Linked DNA regions of Homo sapiens: regions 1, 2 and 4 are each linked to region 3. Evidence: chromatin loops called from intact Hi-C (ENCODE). Cell type or tissue: endothelial cell of umbilical vein. All regions are shown on one strand. Links, peaks and the distances in the headings refer to the core of each region. The heading gives the core; the rest is flanking DNA. Region 1 has its middle 130 kb from the start of SIM1-AS1. Region 2 has its middle 50 kb from the start of SIM1-AS1. Region 3 overlaps SIM1 (SIM bHLH transcription factor 1). Region 4 has its middle 42 kb from the start of SIM1-AS1.

Region 1 (5,666 bases), core at 1,685-4,184, 200 kb after region 3:
TACATCTGAGAATTCAAGCCTTCCTTTCCCTTGTCTCTTGCTCAGTCAATTTCCATCTCTTTTTTCTTCCAAAGATGAGCCAGTCTCTGGCTCTTGGATTTTCCGGTGGACAATCAGAAGGATGTGGGGAAGTGAGTAAGACAGCAAAGAGTCTAAAGGGAGAAGGATGAAGTTGTATCTCAAGGATTTCTAAAAAGAGGAGAGTGAGAATCTGGTGTGGGAAGATCAGGACCATCACTAGCCTATACAAAGCCTTTGGGTAGATTGAAAAAGGGGACCCTCTGGGTCAATAAAGTTCACCTGCTTGGTGTCTGGAATTTTGTTTGAAGCTATAGAGCCTCTTGCTCCAGCAGGTAGAATCCTATCAGTGCCCATCATTTGATGTAAGAGTGCAGGCTAGATTCTGCTCCCATTTCCCCATTGTGCAATTCATGGGACTATTCAAAGACACTCTGGTGTATGGGAGAAGAAAAGATAATTTTATAAAAAGATGTAAGCAGAGCCAGAAACTGTGTCTCTTTCATAAGCTTGATAAGTTTTTTTCAGGGACTTAAGATTTTAAATAATGAGATAGTTAAAATAATTAAACCAGATAAATAATGATGCAATAGACACCCATGCATAGCTTCAAGATTTAATCTGAATGAATGTATGGCCATATTTTCTTCAGATAAGGTAGTTGAAGAAACTTCTTTTGTTTTTTGAGACAGAGGCTGGCTGTGTCACCCAGGCTGGAGTGCACTGGTGACTCATATGCAGCCTAAAATTCCTGGGCTCAAGTGATCTTCCCATTTCAGCCTCCCAAGTAACTAGGACTATAGGCTCATGCCACCATACCCAGCTAATTTTTTAATTTTTTCAGAGATAGGATCTCACTATGTTGCCCAGGTTGGGAAGAAAACTACTATTGTAGTACTAAAGATATAGGAAAAGTTGAAATCCACTTCCACTCTGTTTCATGTCTCCTCCTCCTTCCAAGACATAAGCTTCATACTGAAGTTGGTATTTCTCTTTCCTGTGTTTACACCTTTACTGCAGATAAAGGTATAACATAAATAATATATAGTATCTTTTGACATATTTAAATATATACTATCTTTTTGTATCTTGCTTTGTGCATTCAATGTTATATTTTTGAGATATTTTCTTCTTACTATCTGCAGATAAGTTCTATCGTTTTAACTCTCCTGTAGTATTCCATTGTATGACTATATCATAATTTACTTATCTATTTCCCTATTGAAATAGATGGCTTAATGGGTTATTTGCAATTAAAACCAATTTAATCCTTGTGTGCATGTTTTTATAAACCTAAATGAAAACACACCCATTCTGTTCCTTCTCTCATGCAAATAGAACTGCTGATGGACTGCCCAGAAAACCCAACATTCTTGGAATAAATATTCATATTAGGCCTCTGTTGTCAAAGTTGAGGCACTCAGAAAAAAAAGTTCATCCTTAGAAACTTTCTGACTCTGCTCCTGGCCTTCCCCTTTTCTGGGAGCGCTTCACAAGTGCTCTCTCCATCATCAAGGTCGTAAAGTGCTGTGATTCTTTATCTTGTTTCTTTATCAGAAACATCGTGCAGAAGGGAATAATATTCCTGAGTTTGAGTCCAGATTGAAATTTAGCCCTAAGATTGGAAACTTGATGACAAAAGTAGAAGTAAAACAAAATATTACATAAAATCTTCAGCTTTCCTTCTTCCCAGAAATGGAACAAAGGCTTGAATACAGGTTAGGGAAGACCATGTCTTTGCGTGGGGCAACCTTTTGAATGAGCCATTTAGTTTCACAAAGGTAAGTAGTAACTACAATCAAACAAGATGCTTGAGATTAGTGGCTCCAAGGAGCTCCAGATAAAAACATATTGTCTAAGTGGTAAACAGAGTCACATCTTTACAAATATTGCTTTTGGGGCCAATTTTATTATCTAAGCAGAATTGAGCCTCTTTGCGCCTGAATAATGTTGTTAGTACTTGTAGAAATGAATAACTTGGAAAATACTGTCTAGTTGAGCTTACACATAGAAGTGGAAGGAGTTGTTTTCATGGAGCATTTTGTGCAGCTCTGGCCACAAGCAAGGCTCCTTGGGGGCATGGCTGCCAAATAATTATTTAAATAAGTTATAATTTATTTATTTGAATAAATGTTGAGTAAATGAAAGCAGGCTTGGAGTTGGAGTACAGGCCATTCTTCGTACCTCTTTATGGACTGTGAGATCATGAAATCCATTAAGAGGGGCAATATGAGGACCTGCTATAGCTTGTGTTCAGGAGAGCAGGGAACCAAGAAAAACAGAAAATAAAAGAGCAAAGGCAGCACTCTGGCTGTGGTGGAGGGGACCTTTGGTTAGCACATGTGATTGCCTCTTTGGGGTCTAGAAATATCATAGGGGCACAGAAATCATACAAGTGAAGAGACATTGCAATTTGAACACTGAGCATTAATACAACCTTATTTATATTCACAGACTGTTGAAGAACCTGTGCTAGTGAAGAGTGGTTAGAAGTATAATTGCTTGCTTTTTCGTTTTGAGGAACAGTGTTAAAAAGAAATGGCTGTGGTTTTTCCTGTCTATATGCACAGAAACTCTTTGGAAAGTGGCAAATTTTGTAGGGAGTATTTTCGGCTTGAAAATGAGGCAATTATAGAAAAGAAATGTGAAATATTTTTACCTTACAACCCCAGAGGACTTGATTTACAAACATACTTCATATATATTTTGCCTATAATTCCCTCAATATTAACCAAAAAAGGGTCAAATTTATATGCGTTTTTACTAGCTGAGGCTGGGGTTTCACGACAATTTTTGTAACATTTTAATCTCAATATTACTTTTATAAATTCTTAAATTATTTTTTCTGTGATACCTAGTTATTAACTGGATTGAGATGCTGTATTTCATTTTTGACTACATTGACTAGATTTCTCAAATACATTTGACACACATAAATAATGAATGTGCATACTTCCATATGAATTTCCATACTTGAGGGCTGGGAGACACCTCATTACTTGTCTGGATCACTTTGGACTGTAAAGTCCTAATTTGTAAAGGAATTCGTTTATTGTTGCTTTTAATTTCATTTTCAATTACAGAGCTCTCTGAGACCTTGCCTGAAGAGGGCTGTATGAATTTATTATATTGTTCCTATTACTGGTCATACATTATCCATGCAGTATTAATGGGAAAACCAAGGGAGATAAGGTAAGATTTTAAAGCAAGAGACTCATTTACAAGAACCAAACCTTATAGCCTTTCGTTTTCCTCTTTTTTTCCCCACCCTCATCATTTGTCTGTGTCTGCCTTGTTCCGTTAGCTTGTTAACAGTATAGTTTCTATAGCAACACCTACTGGTTGTTGTGATAATGAAAGCCACAGCAAGATCTCCTGCAGAGAAATCCTTGATGCTGACAAGATCAACTCATATTTTCTTTGTCCAGTGTTTTCTGTTTCTTCTTGGAATGACCCTTTTAGCAGAATGTAAAAGATCTCCACTAATTACCCATGAAATAAACAGCTGAAGTCAGGCAGCCCCGACAACACATTGGATGTTAGCTTTATTCCAGTGCTGGTAAGACAGTGCCTGAAAGAACAAGCCAATATATTTAGCTATAAATTTTACTACCCAGCACAGTTAACATGAAATAAAATGAAGGTCAGTTCACTTCTTCCGATTTGAGTTAAAAGGCTTTATTTAGAGAAAATTTCCCATGTACTCAGGTTTTAAGACTTCATCAAAATAGCCAAAGTAAATGTCTGATATTATTTTTGATGTGTGATAATAAGAGATTAACAATAAAGAGAAAATAATACATTAAAAATAAAAATAAAATATTGAATATTAATTCTGATGAGATACGCTTGGATAACCATTTACATAACCACTTATGCTAAATTCCCTCTTTTGTCTTTATTTTAGAGATATTAGGCGCAAACTTTCTATATTGTGTTCCCTTTCTGAATTATTCAGATACCTACACTGTTTATTCATTTTGCTTTATGTGACAGATTCATACATATTAACTTAAAATGGGATGAATTGAGAAGTTATGGGTTTTCTTAATTGCACATTTACCCATTTTACATCATTAATTAAAAACAAAGAACTATTGCTTAAAATATTAATTAATGTTTTAGCCCAAGTCCTTGATGCATTTAGGGTTTCTGGCCTTATTTCCCATCTATTAGACCAGGTTCTGTGTGTGTGTGTGGGTTGAGGGGTTGGTGCTTCTTCCTGACTCCCTTGAGAGCTCATCTATACACTTTTGTTTTAATGATATCTTCCTTCTAATGAACAAAAAAGTTAGCATTAAGTTGAACCCTTTGAAAATCTACATTAATTCTTTTCAGTCACATGCTATTTATTCCATAAATTTAAATAGTTTTCTAAGGGCCTTAAAAAGTTAATCCATCTTCCAATAGTTCAGACATTAAGTATCACTTAATGTCTTAATGCCTAGGAATCAAAAGCAATATTGAATGATACCATGCTTTTCAATTTCAATTATTAATATTGAGTATGTATGCAAAATATTTAATTAAATTAAAACCCAGAAACTGATAAACCAAGAGGTCAAGGGCCAGAATTCTTGTTTCCCTTTCCAATTTTCTTCACATCTTTGTATTTAGACGAGGTTATATATAATATCTACCAAGCAAACTGGCAATTTCCCGAAATTGCCATCTATTTAAAATACATAGAAACACACACACATGCATGCACACACGCATGCACACACACAATATACATGTTTGGTTCTGGGTAATGGGGTTAAAGAAGGTTTGTGTTTTTCTCTTAATACATATCTGTATTTCTACCAAAATTTATTTATTGAGAGTGCCTTATTTTTATAATTAGAAAAAAATAAGGAAAAACTTCTTGGTAAAGTTAATTATGATAAAGACCTTCCTACTAGGCTTCATAAATTCTGGACAGCCTCTGGGTGTTACTTCATCGTGAAAATCTGTAAATCTCATCTCCGGAAGAAGTAGTTATGCTAGAGATAATAATGAAAAAGCATTAAGGACCTTGCTTCCTGAATCTCAGTGAAAACTATCTGAACCCCACATATTCCTTATTTAAGGTACAAAGATACCCAGATTCAAAATTCCATAGTCTAGCATGCATCTGAAAAGTACTTCACCACACACTCCTTAGAAAGTTGGTATCAGAAGTAACCGTAGGCTATGTCTGCTTTTCTGATACATCGGGGTATCCCTAGAGCACTTGTTGATTCACTTGCCTCATTATATCCTTCAAATTCAGGTATTTTTTTCGGGCCTGGAATCCCAAATGGCTGTCATCCACTGAAATTTGCTTCAACCCTATAATCTTGAAGTTAAAATTTCTATAACCACAACCTGCATATTTCTCACTTTCATAGCTATTAAACCTTCACTCCAGCTACACCAAGCCTCCAGTTATCTGATTCGTCCGATTTTATCCAGACTGTCACCGGGTTTCCCTTGGAGCCCATTTTGTCTCTGTGCCACAGTCAGTGGCTTCAGTGCTTTGCTCCTTCCTGTCTTGACTTGCTCAGCCACTTACCAGCTGTCTGCCTGTAGTGGTAATCTCGGTTATTCCCAGTGCATTTTCTGCATATCTCTTCCCCCTTTCTTTCTAGTATGCACAAAGCTTATAACGTCTATCAAAGCCAATC
Region 2 (5,666 bases), core at 1,332-3,831, 120 kb after region 3:
GTTTCACAAAATGGAGTTAACTCTCTCATCCTAACACAGTTTCAGAGAGTGGATAGTGTTGGAAAAGTAACATTCACTCTGTAAGCCAGTGGATATTAAGCCTCACTTTCCAGGTCTATGTGACCCTGGTTTTTGGGCCCAGACCCTTGCATGCTACAGGCACCATCTAGACTTGGTACATTTAGCAGCATTTAGTGGTATAATTGTAAATAATAAATAAAACGTGATGCATTTTAAATGAAAGTCTAATGTGACCTAAATGGAACTGAACAATCTATTAAATTGCATAGACGTCGTGTGCTTGGTTCATTTATGGCAAACATTGTGTTACTCTGTCCCTTGCACATATATTTTATTTAATTAGGGTGGGAAAGAGGGAAAACTGAAAGTACTTTTTCTTTTCTAGTCTGAAGATTTTTCAACCCTGTGATAATTGAAAACATAATTCTGCTCAGGAAAATAAAATGATTTCCTCCTAATACTAAAGTATTCCATCTTTATTATTTTTCCTTTGTCTTTCTCATTTAGAAGGGAAAAAAGATGTGATTTTGTCGATTAATCCAGAGAATGTTTAATGACATTTCACTTCATAAAATCAGTGTGTTGGCTTTTTCAAGTTTCAAGGAACAACAAATTCTGTGACTTCAGATGGTGGGGGGTTTCTAAGGATCCATGAGAAAGTAAGGAAGCCAAGAAGCTGCCTCAGGTTTGGAGAGCCAGGCGAAGGTTTGGAGTTCCAGTGAAGACTGGAACATCTTCCAGAATAACATGGCAGCTCTACTGGTTGCACATTTCTGCGGCTCAGCCTTTCCCTTTTCCTTTTCTATCTGCTCTCTCTTCATTTTTAACCAGTGAGTCCTCTGACTGTATGTCTCATGGGATCGTCATCAGTTGATGAGGTGTCACCTAGTTTGGTACACAGCTGAGGGAATTTATTCCTCCTGCCAAAGTATTTGATGGGCTCTGGGGTTCCAAATATAACCAGGGCTGGCTAAGGTAGCAGGGTCACAGGGAACAAAGCAAGCATGGCAGCCTGTACCATGGGAGAGCAGATGTGAAAGTGCATCGTAAATTACAAATCTCTTTAAGTATTGTGAAATATATACCTACTTATTATTGATTATACTATATATTATAGCTAATATATTAATCACAAATAGATATGAATACATTATTAATATGTGTTAATAAAGATGTATATTATAGCATCCTCTACAATGCATATTACCACTCTGTGTTCTTCAATGTAATCACTGAGTTAATCATGCCTGGCAAATGTAAGCTTTCACTGCGTGTTGCGATAATTTGCAGAGGAGTCTATGATGTTCTGCTTATCATGCTCATGCCTCTGTAAGAGCAAAGAAATGCCTCAGATATAAATGGGGTCAGAGCACACACTTTTCTAGCCCTGTAGAATTGTTGTAAGGCTCAAATCAGTTATTTTATGTGGTTTGAAAAGGGTTGACTATTACTCTACACATCTAAGGAATTATTATTAGATACATGTTCAAAAAGATTTAGCAAAAATTGTAAAAAAGGAAAGAGTGGACTTTGGAAAATTTGTTTCTATGTTTTTGGAAACTGTGCTTAAGTTTTGAAAAGCTTATTCTGTAGGTAGTTGGATAGTTTGAATAGCTCTAGTATCTGAATGTAAATACATGAGCATATTGCTCATCCCAATAGCTGAGAATAAATAATGTTTTGATTCCTGTAAATGGAAATTATTTATCCAAGCAGGAGCAGAAAAGGACTAAATCATGTTTCCACTGGAAAGAGTGAGAACTCATTAAAGATAAAAGGTATAGTCAAATGGAGAGGATAAGGAAGAGGCAGAAAATGATTCAGGGTGGGTGGACAGATAGCAGATAGGCATGAATCAGAGAGGGTTTGGGGAGAGCAGGAGGCTTCCCGTATGGAGGCCATGGAGAGTGGGAGAAGGAAACTAATTTTAGGAAGAAGTGGTTGCTGAGGGCAGCAGAACAGATGGACAGAAATGACCTCAGTCCTTGTTAACATAACTGACACAACAGTCTGGACTTCCTGTTAGATGAGATACTTTATTATGTAACACAGTTTGAGTTGATGTTACTTGTAGGCTGAATAATTCTTTTAAAGCTGCTTCTCAAGGCTGATTCTTTGGCAGACAGTAAATGTGGTTTTAACTAGAATAAACTGATTCTGGTTGTATCTGCGGAGAATACTTTTATTTTCGGCAAGTGATGTGGTCACCTGTATGACCCTGATTGACCTATATTGACCTCTCCAACTTAAAGGGAAAATTATAATAATGCCTGTATTGCAACATTATTTCAAGAATTAAGTGATATCATACTGTGAATTCACTGTGGAAATTCTGAAGTGCCCTATGGTGGTAAATGATAAGAAATAAGAAAACTGTCTTTCCATTGCTCTTCTCAAATATGCTTTCAGAAGCACAATGCAACTTTTCCCACTTTTTTTTCTGTCAATTACGTTAGTGATCTAAATGATAGGGAATATATATTTTTCTTCAAGAACCTCAGTGAGTGCTAATTTGAATAAAAACAAAACAAAATACATTATGAATATTTTTATTTTTTTCTGAACTTGGGTGTAAGTTCTTTGAAGTGCCTTACTCATATCTGGCACTCAAATTTGTTGTTTAATTGGCACTTTCTGAAAACAGTATTTTAAACCAGGGGTGGTAAGTAGATTTAATCTCATGTGTCAACTGCTACTTATTTATGTGGATTCTGAAGAGCTATGCTGAGAATTCTGAAGCCATGTCTGGACTCAGTGTAAAAGAATGCTGTAATCTAATAGTGATGTCTGTCACTGACATGGAAAAGGAACTGGAGGAATTCCTGCTCATATTAATTACCCTTATCTTAACCTAAGAATATATCACTTAAATGAAGGAAATGGTGAGCTCCCTGGAGGCCAGTTATGTTTTCATATGAAGGTTAGTGGCTTCTCTTCTTACGGGTACGCCAGCCTTGCAAGGACAGCATTTTCTATTATTATCGGGGTGTGTGTGTGTGTGTGTGTGTGTGTATGTGTTATGTGTGTGTTTCAGGCAATACTTTTAGAAATTGTAGTGGACACATATGAGGTTAGGTTCAATCTCTGTGGGAATCCCCTTTTTACCATAGTAAATATAAGTAATATGTAAACATAATAATATAAATAAGTAAATATAATAAATATCAATTACAATGGCAGGCAGAATTCTAAGATGAAACCCAAGATTTCCACCTGCTGGCGCCTACACCCTGTATAATCCCCTCTCCTTGAGAGTAAACAGGACCTATGATTATGATGGAGGGCCACTCTCATGATTACAAAATTTTGCAGATGTAATTATGGACCCAAATTAGTTGATTGTGGGAGATTATCTTGGGTGGGTTCACTTTATTTAAATAAAATTTATTCAAACTTGCAGGTGTAATTAAGGACCCAAGTCAGTTGATTCAAAGGGAGGTTATCTTGGGTGGACCCAATTTATTCAAATGAAAGCCTTTAAAAGAGGGATTGGACCCTTTCTGAAAAGACAGATGCTTCTGCTAGCATTATGGAAGTCAGCCTCAGTGTTGCAATGGGGCCTGTGAGAGAGCTACATTACTGGGAACTGATGGAGCCTTTAGTTGCTGAGAGCAGTCTTATATAACAACCAGCCAGAAAGAAGGGACCTCAGTCCTACAATCCAAAAAATATTAATTCTGCCAACAGCTATGAGAGCTTGGGGAAACACAGTATGGTCTACACCTAGATTGCCACCTTGCATGACTCTGAGCAGAGGACCAGCTAAGCCATGCCTGGACTTCTAACTTATGGAAACTCTGAGATAATAAGTATGAGCTTTTTAAGCTGGTAAATTTGATGTAATTTGTTATGCAGCTACAAAACCTAATGCAATTGCTATTAAATCATAAATGATAGAGGTGAAAATGAAAGAAACAAAAAGCTTGAGAGAGATAAATAAGTATGGACTTCAAGTTTGTAAAGAGAAAAGCATGGCTTATGTTCATTCTCGTTTACAGATGAATACTGTCCCCTCCACTCCACTGGGTACATTGATTTGTCCCTTTCCCAGGTGTCAGAGCAGCATGCAGCCCATAGAGTAGCTTGCAATCATGTTAGGACACAAAAAATGCACTTCTGGGTCATCTAACAATTATTCATTATTTGTTCTAAGAATAACATGATAACATTAACAGAAGAAAGTAAACGGCTTCTCTTTCTACCTCTACAAATATAACTATTTATTTTTCCATGTTTCCCTTCAATTCGTGTCATATGTGAACAAAATATCTGAGATATGTATTGCATAGACACAATTTTGTATTCTTTAACATTATATGATGGTCATTTTTCACACTGCTACCTGATCTTCAATGTTTTTAATCATTGAATAATCTTTTATTGAGTTGTGTTAAAATTTTCATAATCATTTTCCTATTGTTGGGCATTGGGATGATTCCTTTGTAAATTTTTACTCCTGCTACTGTAAATAATGCTTATTTTTGCTACCAAAGTTAACATTTTCCTACATACGTCCTTTTCTAATGATCCCATAATGTTCTTAAGATGTGTTTCTAGAAGTGGGATTACTGGCTTGAAGATATAAACATCTCTGAACCTAATTGTTTCCCCCAAATTTTGCTAAAGTATACTCCTTATAGCAGTGTGAATTGCTCTTTGTTTATTCATTTCAGGCTCATCTTGACAGATTTAGGAATTCTCTTTCTTAATGTCTGGCCATTTAATTTTTTTAAAATCGGCTTTACTGAGGTATAATATATCCAATAAAATGTACTCATATACAATTCCGTTAAGCCTGACAATTACATATATCCGTGTAACTACACCACAATCAAGCTATGAAACATTTCCATTGCTCCCCTAGATTTTCCTGTATTCCTTAGCAGTCAATACACTCCCTACCCTGGCCCCATGCAAAAACTGATCTGCTTTCTGTAAATTAGTTTTTCCAGTTTTACCAGAATTTCATGTAAATGGAATCATACAATCTGTACTTTTTTGTGTCTGTCTTATTTTGTCCAGCAAAATATTTTTGAGATTTACTCATGTTGTGTGTATCAGTAGTTTGCTTCTACATATTACCAAGTAGGATTCTATTGTAGGATATACCATAATTTGCTTATTCATCAGCTCACCTGCTGTTGAACAGTGGAGCGAGTCTAGCTTTGGGTTATTCTGAATAAAGTTGATCTATATATTTTGACATAGTTTTTGTTGTAGGCATATGTTTTCATTTCTAGGGAGTAAATACCAAGGAGGAGGACTGTTGGATCATATGAAAAGTACATACTTAACTTTGTAGAAAACTGTCAAATTATTTTTCAAAGTAGCTTAACCAATTTACATTTCTACCAGTCATGGATGAGAGTTCCAATGGCTCCACATCTTTGCCAACACTTGGTATTGTCAGTCTTTTTAATTTTAAGTATTCTAGGGGTGTGAACTGGTATCTCATTTTAGTTGGCCGTTAGTTTTGATACACTCTTTTCATACAGGTTTTGGGTAAAAATAGGCCATAAAATTTAATATCTACTATTGTAGTGAAAATAATGGAAAATTGAAGAAGCCAAAGAAAAATTATGTGTTACAGAGGAACTGAAGACATTAGACTTTATCACATGAGATGATAGCATGAAGTATGGATA
Region 3 (5,666 bases), core at 2,093-4,592:
CTTGGTGTGTAAGTGTCACTTTTTGAGGAATCCCTCAGACTTGAGACCCAAGTTAAAGAGGTAGCCAAGGTCCAGATCTGCCAAGGTAGGGAGCTGAAAGGCCCCTGCCTCGCCTTGGAGGAATTCTGATTTGCGGAAACCTGCTTTCCTGGGACGTGCGCCCGGCCTGGGCGCGGACTCGGGGATCCGCGGCGGAAGATCCCTTGCGGGTCTTCAGAAATATGTATTTTGTTGTTTGGGCAACTTCCCAGGGGTCTGGAGGATGCGGCTGGCATGGGTGAGGGAATGCCAGCATTATTTGCAGGGGGCTGTCTCGCTGCCGATTTACCCGTTTCTTTAAAAACAAACCCAAAACGCCTGGCTAGGCGCACTGAGGCCCTTTCCGGCCGTGTTTTTGGAATTGGGACGAGTGTGTGAGTACTTGTGGAGCCGCTGATCTCTTATGCTCTGATGCTGTTGTCTTCACAGGGCCTTGAAAGAGTTGTCTGGGGTTCCTGCTCTTCCCAAAGGGGCTCGGAGATACCTTAAATGCCGCGAGACTGAAGAGCAAACGTCAGGGATTATTATGTCGATTTTCCGAGGACCAGGGTTCGCAGCTGGCAGTAGAAGAAAAGGCTGGCTCCTCAGGGGTCCCACTGGCATTTGATACCCTGAACGACCCTCAGGATTGCCCAAATTCGGTGGATCGCCCAAATTCGGTGGATCAGCAACTTTCCTATACTGCATCCCGAATTTTCAAAGAACATATTTTCCGTTCACCCCCGCTGGTCTTTTACTGCCATCAATACACTGTTCTTGGTGCAAATACTTCAGCCTCTTTATTCAAAGTATGTTTTATGTTTTTGCCAAATATGATCTCTAATTGAAAGTTTATTTTTGGTTTTGGATGAATCTGCGGAGCTTAAGTTGTGAGAAGAAAGGGGGAACAAGACACAATGAAAGAAAAGTCCAAAAATGCTGCGCGGACTAGGAGGGAGAAGGAAAACAGTGAATTTTATGAACTGGCTAAATTACTGCCTTTGCCCTCGGCTATCACCTCGCAGCTGGACAAAGCATCCATAATCAGACTCACGACCAGCTATCTCAAAATGAGAGTGGTGTTCCCAGAAGGTAAGTGACTTTGCCCAGATGGAATTTCAAAGGCAGAAGGGGCCGGGGATTTGCCAGGCAATGAGCCGACATCAGTGACCAGAGAAATGCATACATATTTACATATATATTTTGCAAAGGGAAGTTTAGCTCGGCTGCTTCACTAAGGTCCTCACTGAACTCAGAATTTCTGTCGCTTTTTTGAGGCTCCCTCTACCTCCCCATCAATACTTTCTCTTCAGTCCATCAGATATGTTTGGTTGGGAAGCAGCCCAACAGTCCTTTTGTCAACACTTCAGATACTAGGCTCAATTGAAAGTACTACTAATCCAAACATGACTTTCTTTTTTACTCCTCTTGTTAGAATTTTGTCCAGTAAAAACCAGGAGCACCGCCTAATTCTGTATTTTTTTTTTGCCAGGTGTGGATAGACCCATGTACCTGGAGCTAGATAGGCCAGATAATAATTTCTCTATATATCTAAAGATTTGCAAATGAGTAACATGCATATTTGTGAACAAGTATGCCTGAATTTACTCAAGTTCTTAAATAAATTCTAAGCAAATTTATTCCGAGTTTTCAAGACATTCGCAGATTCTGAAACTAACTCTGGAGCTTGATGATTTGCAACTGTGGGCTTGATGTTATCTGTAAGATAATAGGCTAGTCCTAAAATACATAAGATTGAATTAAGATGGCTAGCCCGCTTAGAAAATATCTTCTGGGTGGCAGGTTGGCAAATAGATCCTGAGAAAATTGTCTTATAAGGCCTAGAAGTTAGAATAGCTGAGCTGTTGACATGATTTAAAACTCATATTTAGATTATCAAGATTCACTGTGTGAGGACAGAGCAGCTTTCATAGAACACTGTCCTATATACAACCATTTATACTTACTAGAAAAGGACACTTTTCTATTTGTCCATCTTTTCCTTTACTTGGATTCAAATAATGCAAACAGATTTTTAAAAATATTTTAGATATGTCTTTGCTGGGGGAAGGGGATTCAGAAATGTAAAAGAGGGATTACTGAACAAGCAAACAAACAAAAATCCAAGGGAAAGAATTGTGTTTATTTACAAATGAGAACTTCTGATTTGACCCCTGGAGGTTTTTGTTGTTGTTGATTTTAGATGTTTGGGGTTTGTGGTTTTCCGTTAAATGAATGGATGAGCAGGAAACAGTCATTATTGGGTTTGCAGTTTCACTTTGCTTGATCATGACATAAAAGTTATTATCTAAGTCAAAAAGCCTGCAAAACATGCTCCAAATTAGTGGAGCATGAAAAACATGCTCCAAGCTAAAGGAAAACTTTCAAATTATAGTTCAGTTCTACCTTCAAACTACAAGTGATGCTTTAGTCGTTCCCTCCTAAAGCAGTTCCTTGAACAGTTCTTCTCTGACCCTGGAAACTGTGGGGAAAAAAGAAATGAAAGCCTAAAGTACCTGAAAATTAAAAAAAAAAAAAAAAAAAGAAAGAAAGAAAGAAAAAAAGAAGAAAAAGAAGGGGAACTTATATACTAAAAACCACATTTCCCGTTCAAACTGTGCTATGAATTGTTGATGGGATAATTACCATTATACCACACTGCCTTCTATTTAAAAAAGAGATCTCGTTGTCTTTTATACTGTCAGCGCCTACTTTATAAAAATAAAGCTATTGCGAACTCCGCTGGCCGCACTGTTCCTAACAGGATTATTAGCAGTGATTTGTCAGCCCCTGCGGTCTCAGTGGGCTCCCTTTCTGCGTGATTTCCAGCCGGTCTCGTCAATTATTGGTGCCGATGTCGCTCGCTGTTTGATCAGAAGCAGCATATGGTGTTGCTTGTGGGGCTGCGAGTAATCGCGGGAGGAGAAGAATAGCAGGGCGGCGTTCTGGGGCGGGCACCGAGCCGGCCGGGAGAGCCCGGGGAGTCGGCCGGCCAGGGAAGCTAGTCGGCTTGGTGTAGACCCGGGGGCAGGCGCAGCTGGGAGGAAATCGGGCTGTTTTCTGCTGTTGTTTTGTTTTTGTTTTTAAAAGAGCAAGCCTTTTTGCATAATTAAGTGCTAACTCTACACATTATAAGTCTCGTTATAAATAAATAGGAACAAAATAAACTCTTACAGCCAACCTCTCGTTATTTTTAAAGAGAGCGCCAATGAAGGCTCCCGCTGGAGTCCTCTTGGTGGCCAGAACGGTCCCCTCTGGCTACTTTAACAGTGACTGTGCTTTCTGCAGCCCCCTCACCTTCCCCCGAGCCCCGGACCCCTCCTTTCTCTCCCTTCTGTGGGTGAGTGTGAGTTTATGGGGAGGAGGGGATGGACGATGTGTGAACTCTGGGCACATCATTTGTTTCTCTAGCTACTGTTGAGCTCATAACTCACCCTCAGCCTCCACCCAGTGAGCTAGACAGGGTCATCAGAACAGCTGGCTCCTAGGGATGAGTTTTTAATTTTTGACGGTGGACAAGCTTCAAAAACCCAAAATCAAACACAGCTCTTTAAAATATTAAAGAACAACAACAACAACAACAACAGCTTTCAAAGGAATAAAATAGTCACAATCGCAAGACCAGGCACAACCTATAGGGGGTGCCAAATTTAAGTTCAGTGTTGACTGAAGGCAGAGAGCAAACAAGATTGGGGTCCAAGGCAGTTGGGGAAACTGATCACTTTATATGGATGTAATCTTTTCTAGTGGCGTTAAATGGAATTTGTTGGAAGATGAAATTCATCTTTACATTTATCATGAAGCCACCCTAGTACATAGTAGGTCCTCAATACAGCTTTAAGGATGAAATAAAGATAGGTATAAGTGTCTTATCACAGGTAATATATGGATTTTATAAGGTATATAATCTAAATAATTATTAATCTGGTGACATAGCTATAGGTATAAAAATGCTGTAAAACTTCAGTTTTGTTCATACACTATTTCATCTCTAACACACTGTAATGCCAAAAGGCTATAAGTTAAATGAACAAACAAAATCATTTCATAATTATATTTGAAAGAAGAAATATCCTTAAATACACCTTAAATACAGGCAATTTCCTTCCCTTCTCATTTGCCGAATACACTTTTTTTTTTCTCCCAAGTCTAGTAGCTTCCTTGTCTGGGGGCAAGTTTCAGCTTTTATTTGCCTGACTAGATGAAATTAAACTGTTTAGGTGAAAATGGGGGAGTGGGAGAACAGAGAAATGGAATATGGGTACCTGGAATAATTAAGAATAAAGCATTAGATTGGAGATTTCAGAGAAAAAAGAAAATTAGGAAAGATAACTGAGAAATCACTAACACTTCATATCTGCCAATTAGTGACATATTCTATTCCAAAGTAGCCTTGCAAAGAAAAAATTGAGGCACATGGAAATGTATAAATCTTTGGTATTATCAAAGCCAGAGGGGCAGGATCTAAAAAATAGCATGACTTTATTTGTGTGCAAAATAGGACAAATTCAACTAGAAAGACATACATATTTGTTATCCAGCTCTAAAGCAATTTTGGCTGGGGGTGTGGAGGCTTTCATAATCAACTTTGAAAGGATCAGATATATTTTCTGATCTATAGCTATTCAGAATCTTGGTAACATCACATTGCCATTTCATTGACAAGATGTCTTGGAAAAATAAAAATAATCACAGAGTTGAAATTAGTAACTACTCAGGAAAGATCATCTCTACAAGGGTGATTAAACAAACTTCCACAGATGGTTTCTATAATATTCACCTCAAGATTGAAATTCTTAATGGTGTTATATTTTTTTGAGGCAGAGAACTGAAAAAGAAAAAGAGGCCCCATGTCCCACGTGGGTCGGTGATTTAAGGCTGTTTTTCTTGCTTCTTGGGGAAATGATTGAGCATTAGGTTTCCATGTTTATTTTCTTACAGAAGTTTTTCTCATTTAAAGGCCTTTAAGCACAGTTTACCCTCCATGCTAGTTTTCTGTGTTTAATTCCAGTTTTGATGTTGACTTAAAATGTGGAGTGCAGAACTAAACTCCGTGCAGAGCATTTGCAAGGCGGATTTATATGCTAGAAATTGTAGATCAGATCAATAAAAAAAATACTTTTTTCTTTAATGGGAGGGATCACTAATAAAAACAACAAACAACAACAAAAACAGGTATTATAAGCTATGGTGGGATGCTTTCAAGCAGGGTGCAATCACCCGTCTAATGATAAAACGGGGCTGAATTTCTAAAGAACAAATCTAATTTCTAGGGGAGTTGTTGTCCAGTTCTAAGAAATCTTGGGAGCTTCCAGCTTTTACAGACCCAAATGTGGACACAGAATGAGAGCCCATAGATTCTCACCGCACTTCTCCGTCCCGCCAGGTATTTCTCAGGAAAATGAGGCTTGTACCTTGCTAACACCTAATGATTTTAATGGGCCACCCATTGCCAGTGTCTGATCCGTGAAATTTTAAAATTTTGTGTGGAGGAGGGGGAACCTCAATTATTTAGGAATGGTCCTGCTACTCTTAAAGTGCTAAAACAGTGTCCACTGCAGAGTAAACTTCCTTCCGCTGGTAGCCCCACCGAATAGGCGGTTCCTGCGCCTTGTCACTCGGCCTCGGCGGCGCAGGGCCGACAGGGG
Region 4 (5,666 bases), core at 1,660-4,159, 110 kb after region 3:
GTGCCTTTCCATTATTAGTATTAGTAATGGCATTTGCCAGTCTTCCTACATGTATAAGACTATAACCCTGTCTGTTTTCTGAAATAATAAATTGCTAAACCACAGCTTCAATACCTTCAGTGGACATTTTCGGAGAGCATTCCTTCATCCATGGGCTATCTCTGGTTCTTTGGTTAACTACGCTTCAGCTTCACAGGGTGGGCTCTTGGAGGTCATCTTTATGTGCATCTTTATTTCTGTCTTTAGCCAGCGTTGTCAAGACACCTGATCTGCAACGGACCAGACACATTGTTTCTTTCAATGATTTGGCTTTGAAACTAGACCTCTAGTTACTTCATGTGGCTGAACATGTAGACCTGGAGGCCAGAGGCTGCCATGAGTCATGGGTGAGGAGTGGAGAAAGGCCTGTCTGCAGAGAGAGAGAGAGAGAGGAAGGGAGTAGACGGTAGAAAGAAGCCAAGATGCAGTTTAGAGAGATTAGAAGACAGCTGACCTCCAGGATGCTTCCTGGTGTGCAGTCCAGTTGCATTCTTGGCCTTCAGTTTCATGAAGAATTCTCCATCTATATAACTAATGCTGTTTTCATTTAACGTAGCAGAGAAGCATCCAAACACCTTAAAGACTCCTGGTTCTCATCAGCGATGATCTCAAATCAAGTGCACAAGTCCACTGCCATCACCCACAGGCCCCTGCCACTCCTTTGTGGCCTTCTGTTATTCTATTGCTGTTCTATTTTTATGCAGTGAAACTCAATCTCCATGTGTGTTTCAACCAGTTAAATTTTTGTTAACATTTGGAACACCGAACGGTTCATTTTCTTTAGTTATGTAAATTTGGAATTAGTCTAATTTTATAGTTGTGCTGAACGTTTAAGAAATAATTGATTAATTCATTTATTTCTAACCCAGGTTTTGAGGGATGTCTCTAAATCTGTGAAGAATATTTGAAATGGTTTGTGCTAACTCATGTTTAAGAAAGATTATCATTAGCAAACTAACAAAGCAACAGAAAACCAAATGCTGTTATGTTCTCACTTCTAAGTGGGAGCTAAATTATGAGAACACATGGACATATAGAGGGAAATGACAGACACTAGGGACTATTAGAGGGTGAAGGGTGGGAGGAGGGAGAGGATCAGGAAAAATAACAGATGGGTACTGGGCTTAATACCTGTGTGATGAAATAATCTATACAACAAACCCCTATGACACAAGATTACCTATGTAACAAACCTGCACATGTACCCCTGAACTTAAAATAAAAGCTTAAGAAAGAAAAAAGTGATGTAATGTTTCTGGTATCAATTGAGATAGAATCTCAGAGCAAAGGAAATCACTGCTTTGGTCTGGCTCAGAAACTGGTCCTTGAGGATGATCCACAGAAATTTCCCAAAGTATTTTCCCGAGAACTCTTGTTTTCAAGGATGTTAATGGTGTAAGGAATAAAGGCATTGCATGTTCAGACATGCTGTGCTGCAATACTGAATTTAAAGAGAGTTAAGCTCTTTTCTTCATTAAATAATTTTTTTCACAAGCGATTTTATATAATGATATATATTGTGATTCTCTAATCTGTGTATAGTTTAGTAATTCCTAAACTAATTAACCATGGAATCTTTTTTCTGTAGAGAACATCTTTTGGGACTAGTGTTCCTTGGAACATGTTATGGAAACCATCCTCACAGGGTTAACAGGGATTACATGCCGGGTTCTCGACAGAAATACAGTTATAATTATGTATTAATCAGGTTGTACTTTGGCCCTCTTCCTTGTAACCAAAAGTCATGTATCACTAAATACTGACCATTTGCATTCCCACTGGTCTTATAGATAGGATCACTGATGTTAGAATTATAAGGCTTTATATTTAAGAATTGCTTAAGATGTTCTTCAGATCTTGAATTCCAGTGGAATGACTGATGCCAACCAATTTATAGACCCCCACAGAGCAACCGCATCAGTGTAAGAATAAGTTTTTTCATCTCTCTCTCTCATGACTTCACTCTACACTCTTCAACTAATTAACAGTCCTCACACCTCGGTCCCCTGCAAATCCTTTAAAATCCTTAGAACCAGCTCCTTGGAGAGGTGGAGTTGAGGTTCTCTTCTACCTCCCCATTCAGTTCTTTCTCTGCTGCCATCCTCAATGTCTTGGATGTTGACTTGCTGCCCACCAGGCAAACAAACATATAACCTTTGTTGTGTATTCTTCTAAGGGAAGTATTTGGGGAAGATTATGTTGCATAGTGTTGCTAGGCTTGCCCTGCTCTTTAACTGATTACATATAGCTTTTTCACTTGTAAATGATGCTAAAAGTCCTTTGAAATTATAGGTATTTATAGAAAATCAGATCAGCTTTTAGGTGACATTGGCAATAATAAAACCATAATACTAATGGCACTAATAGAACTGTTTCTCTACTGGGTGTTCTACAATTCAATTCAGTTCCGACACTATCTACCTGGAGTTAGTGTCAGATGTCACAAGTTAAAGGGCTGAACTCCACAAGACTGACCCCCCCAATTCAAATGCCAGTCACAAAGCCTGAGTTACCACTTGTGTTTTGACCGACCAGCTATAAATTGGGGTTTCTATGACCCCCCCTTCTCAGATTTGATAATTTGTTAGAATGGCTCACAGAATTCAGGAAAGTACTTATTTGTATTTACCAGTTTACTATAAAGGAAAACTCAGGAACAGCCAAACGGGAGAGTCGCATAGGGCAATATATAGGAGCTGGGGTGTGTATGTGCAGAGCTTCCATGATCTCTCCAGGGAGCTACCCTTCCAGTACCTCCATGTGTTTGCCAACCAGAAGCTCATCACATGTCAAGAGTTTTTATAGATCTTAATCTCTAGGTGTCCTTCTTCTTCCCGGATGTTGGTGGGAGGAAATGAAAGTTCCAGTTCTAATCACTTGGTCTTCCTAGTGACTAGCCCTATCCTGAGTCTATCTAGGGACCCCACTGCAAGTTACTTCATTAGCATAAACTCTGACAGGATCAAAAGGGGTTCCTTATGAATAATAAAAGCCATTCTTATCACTCAGGAAATTCCAACGGTTTTAGGAACTCTGTGCCAGGAACCTAAGGACAAAGACGATGTACATTTTTCTGCGATAGCACAGGCACATTTCAAGGGCACAACGATCACCCCTACTAGATTTCAAGCTCCTTCAAGTGTTTTATTTTTGAATCCCTACCACAAGGCCAGTTGATGTCAGTCAAGTTGGTTGGATTGAATTATTAATTTACTAAAGACTTAGAGCTGAATATTTCTTACTCTTTCAAAAATTAGAAGGTTGTGCATTTCTTTTTCCAACAACGGACTTCTTTTCTTTTAATACAACAAAGCTATCATTTGACTCACTCCATCATCCATCATGTGTACCATTTAAGTTCTCAGGGATACATTGCCAACGAGTACTTTATTCTTTTATAAATTTCTTTCACATTTAGTGATGTATCCATTATACCTTTTCTAAAGGAAAGAATGATAATTTTTTAGTTAGAGAAATCAAGTCTTTGTTTATGCACTAATATGAGAGTCTTAACAGACTATCAATACAATTCAATAAAATTGTGAGATAATGTAATGCAGAACGGTTCACTGTAAGAGTTTGTTGTTCTTATATTATTTATGGAATTGAGTCTGGTAGTATGAAAACAAGCTGGGCTAAGATTCTTTAGATTACATGAGTATTCATGCTCATAATGCATATAACATACACATTGCATTTTAATTTATGGGCTTAAGGGAACAGTGATTAAGTAGGAGAGAGAAGAGCTTTTTAAACACCTTCTGGGGAGTGATTGCTATTCTTTGCTGTCACAACTCCAATTATTCTTTCTTTCAAATGCTTATTCTCTTTCTTTGAGTTTTCCTGGTACAGGTGGCTGCCATTTGTAGAGCTATCAATTTTGCTGCCCCCTTTTAAGGCAGCTATTATTTATGCTAGTTCCTGCTTATCCTTCTTTTGATTCATTTAGACAAGAACAGCTACAAAACATTTTAAACAGCTTGAAAGAAAAGGTTAACTTTAAGGATCACATGTTATCATGCATAGCCTCCAAATAAAATGTTTAAGCCTGCTCCAGCACACCTCTCAAGGATTGTAACTTCAACATGCTTTTAATTTGAGCCACTCTTTTAGATGCCAGAAATGTGAGGATCAGCACCATCCCACCAGTGTAATGGCCGGCAAGGCTGTCTTGTGTGGTGGCTGAAAACATAAACTCGGTTAGAGAAAGGATTTCTTTTCTTTTCAATCTTTGAAAGTGTGAAACTTGTGTCATTCAGGATGGCTGTTTTCCTTCTGTTAATTGTTGTTGTGTATTTTACTCTTCCAAATCATTGGTTTAAAGTTTGTATGTTAGAATTAATGGCAGGTTTTGTAGTCTGTTAAACCATAAATTACCACTCCTTGTCTTGGTACTGAAAGAGATTACTTAGCCATTCACAATTTTCCATGGGATGTTCTCCAGATGTGTGCCATCTGAAGTCTTCTGACTTCTTTCTCCAGTGGACTAAGCTGGCCTCTTGTTGAGGCAACAAAGAACTGGAAAATATATACATCAATGTTAAAACATGCGGGCCCTCAGACAATGTTAAGATGCCTTCGCACTTTCACTGAGTCCATTTGCGTTTCCTAACAATGCCCCTACTGTGGTGAGCAAGTGCCTCTGCTGTACTTACTCTCCTTTATGTATAATTTTATGCTAATCCTTGAATTGTTCAAGAAGCCTTTAATAGTCAGCTGTCTTTCTCTGTCTTTTGAGGTATCAAGTAATGTTACAACTTGAAAATCCCATAGATGTGGGCAATTGTGTCTTTAAACAATTCTGGCTCATTGGGTTTTCTAACATGCTACGTGTTAAGGATGTAGTTTTTCCAGTCCATCCTGGAATACTGCGGGGATTCTCAATTTCAAAGTAGCCCAAAGGAGATGGCCATTAAGACAACGTTGCTGCTAATCCAATTTCCCATAATCTCAAACTCTATGCAAAAGCAAATGTTGAACCTGTAGCTGAACTCAGTCTTTTGAATACCAAACCAAGACCCATAATGTATTATCTTAACCATTTTGGGGGAAAGCTGATTGTTTGCAAAATATCTTTGGGTTGCCATTAGTTTGGGTTTAATCCTTTAGAAATATTCAGCGCTCAGGCCTATTCAAGCTCTCAGAGAACTGGCTCATCACAGCAGCTCAGCTTGGCCTGTGAGATTGCTTGTGTACTTAGACTCCACTTATTTTGTTCAGGTTCACGATCAGGCGAGACAGCGCTGTCAATTCAAAAAGACATTCTTTTTTCAAACTATTGATCTCCATTGCTCTTGCAAATCCTTTAGTATTGGCTCTCAGGATTACTATAATGCTATAATCATTCTGTTAAGGATTCAGATTTGTGGTGGGCTAAAAGATGGGAACATCAAAAGGATTGAAATGCCCTTGAAGCAATCAATTTTTGTTCATCAAATACAAATGCTGAGAGGCTGCTTTCAGCTAATAATTTATAACTGAATTAATGACACATGGCTTCCTTCAGTCTTTTCTTCTAGGATCCTTTCCCTCCTTCTCTTAAATGTTCTGGTTTTATTTTCTGCAAAGTGAATTTGAATTGCATAATGTTCTAAACAAGAAGAATGCTATGGGAAGTAAAGCTTGTT

The links. Peaks named below come from ENCODE experiments on the same cell type or tissue, not always from the same donor. Only the 100,000 strongest peaks of a DNase experiment are listed, where the experiment ranks them.
Region 1: it touches region 3 in a loop (4-fold over the local background); 4 of 110 quality-filtered maps call a loop at or near these places.
Region 2: a loop joins it to region 3, with 2.3 times the contacts of the local background. A loop is called at or near these places in 6 of 110 quality-filtered maps.
Region 4: a loop joins it to region 3, with 2.2 times the contacts of the local background. A loop is called at or near these places in 3 of 110 quality-filtered maps.

What each region holds. Positions count from the first base shown.
Region 1 is chr6:100,255,790-100,261,455 of GRCh38, reverse strand. No RefSeq gene overlaps it. Among named protein-coding and RNA genes, the nearest start is that of SIM1-AS1, 130 kb to the left of the region's middle. In endothelial cell of umbilical vein, for the core only: no CTCF peak of the experiment used is centred there; a DNase peak (open chromatin) is centred at 3,205; H3K27ac peaks cover 511 bases.
Region 2 is chr6:100,340,197-100,345,862 of GRCh38, reverse strand. No RefSeq gene overlaps it. Among named protein-coding and RNA genes, the nearest start is that of SIM1-AS1, 50 kb to the left of the region's middle. In endothelial cell of umbilical vein, for the core only: no CTCF peak of the experiment used is centred there; a DNase peak (open chromatin) is centred at 2,852; H3K27ac peaks cover 1,390 bases.
Region 3 is chr6:100,458,738-100,464,403 of GRCh38, reverse strand. It overlaps SIM1 (SIM bHLH transcription factor 1), which reads left to right. Exons shown (of 12, transcript NM_005068.3): 2 at 469-1,110. The coding sequence starts at 936. Among named protein-coding and RNA genes, the nearest start is that of SIM1, 3.4 kb to the left of the region's middle. In endothelial cell of umbilical vein, for the core only: a CTCF peak has its summit at 3,642; DNase peaks (open chromatin) are centred at 2,953, 3,433 and 3,543; H3K27me3 peaks cover 1,242 bases.
Region 4 is chr6:100,348,533-100,354,198 of GRCh38, reverse strand. No RefSeq gene overlaps it. Among named protein-coding and RNA genes, the nearest start is that of SIM1-AS1, 42 kb to the left of the region's middle. In endothelial cell of umbilical vein, for the core only: no CTCF peak of the experiment used is centred there; a DNase peak (open chromatin) is centred at 3,048.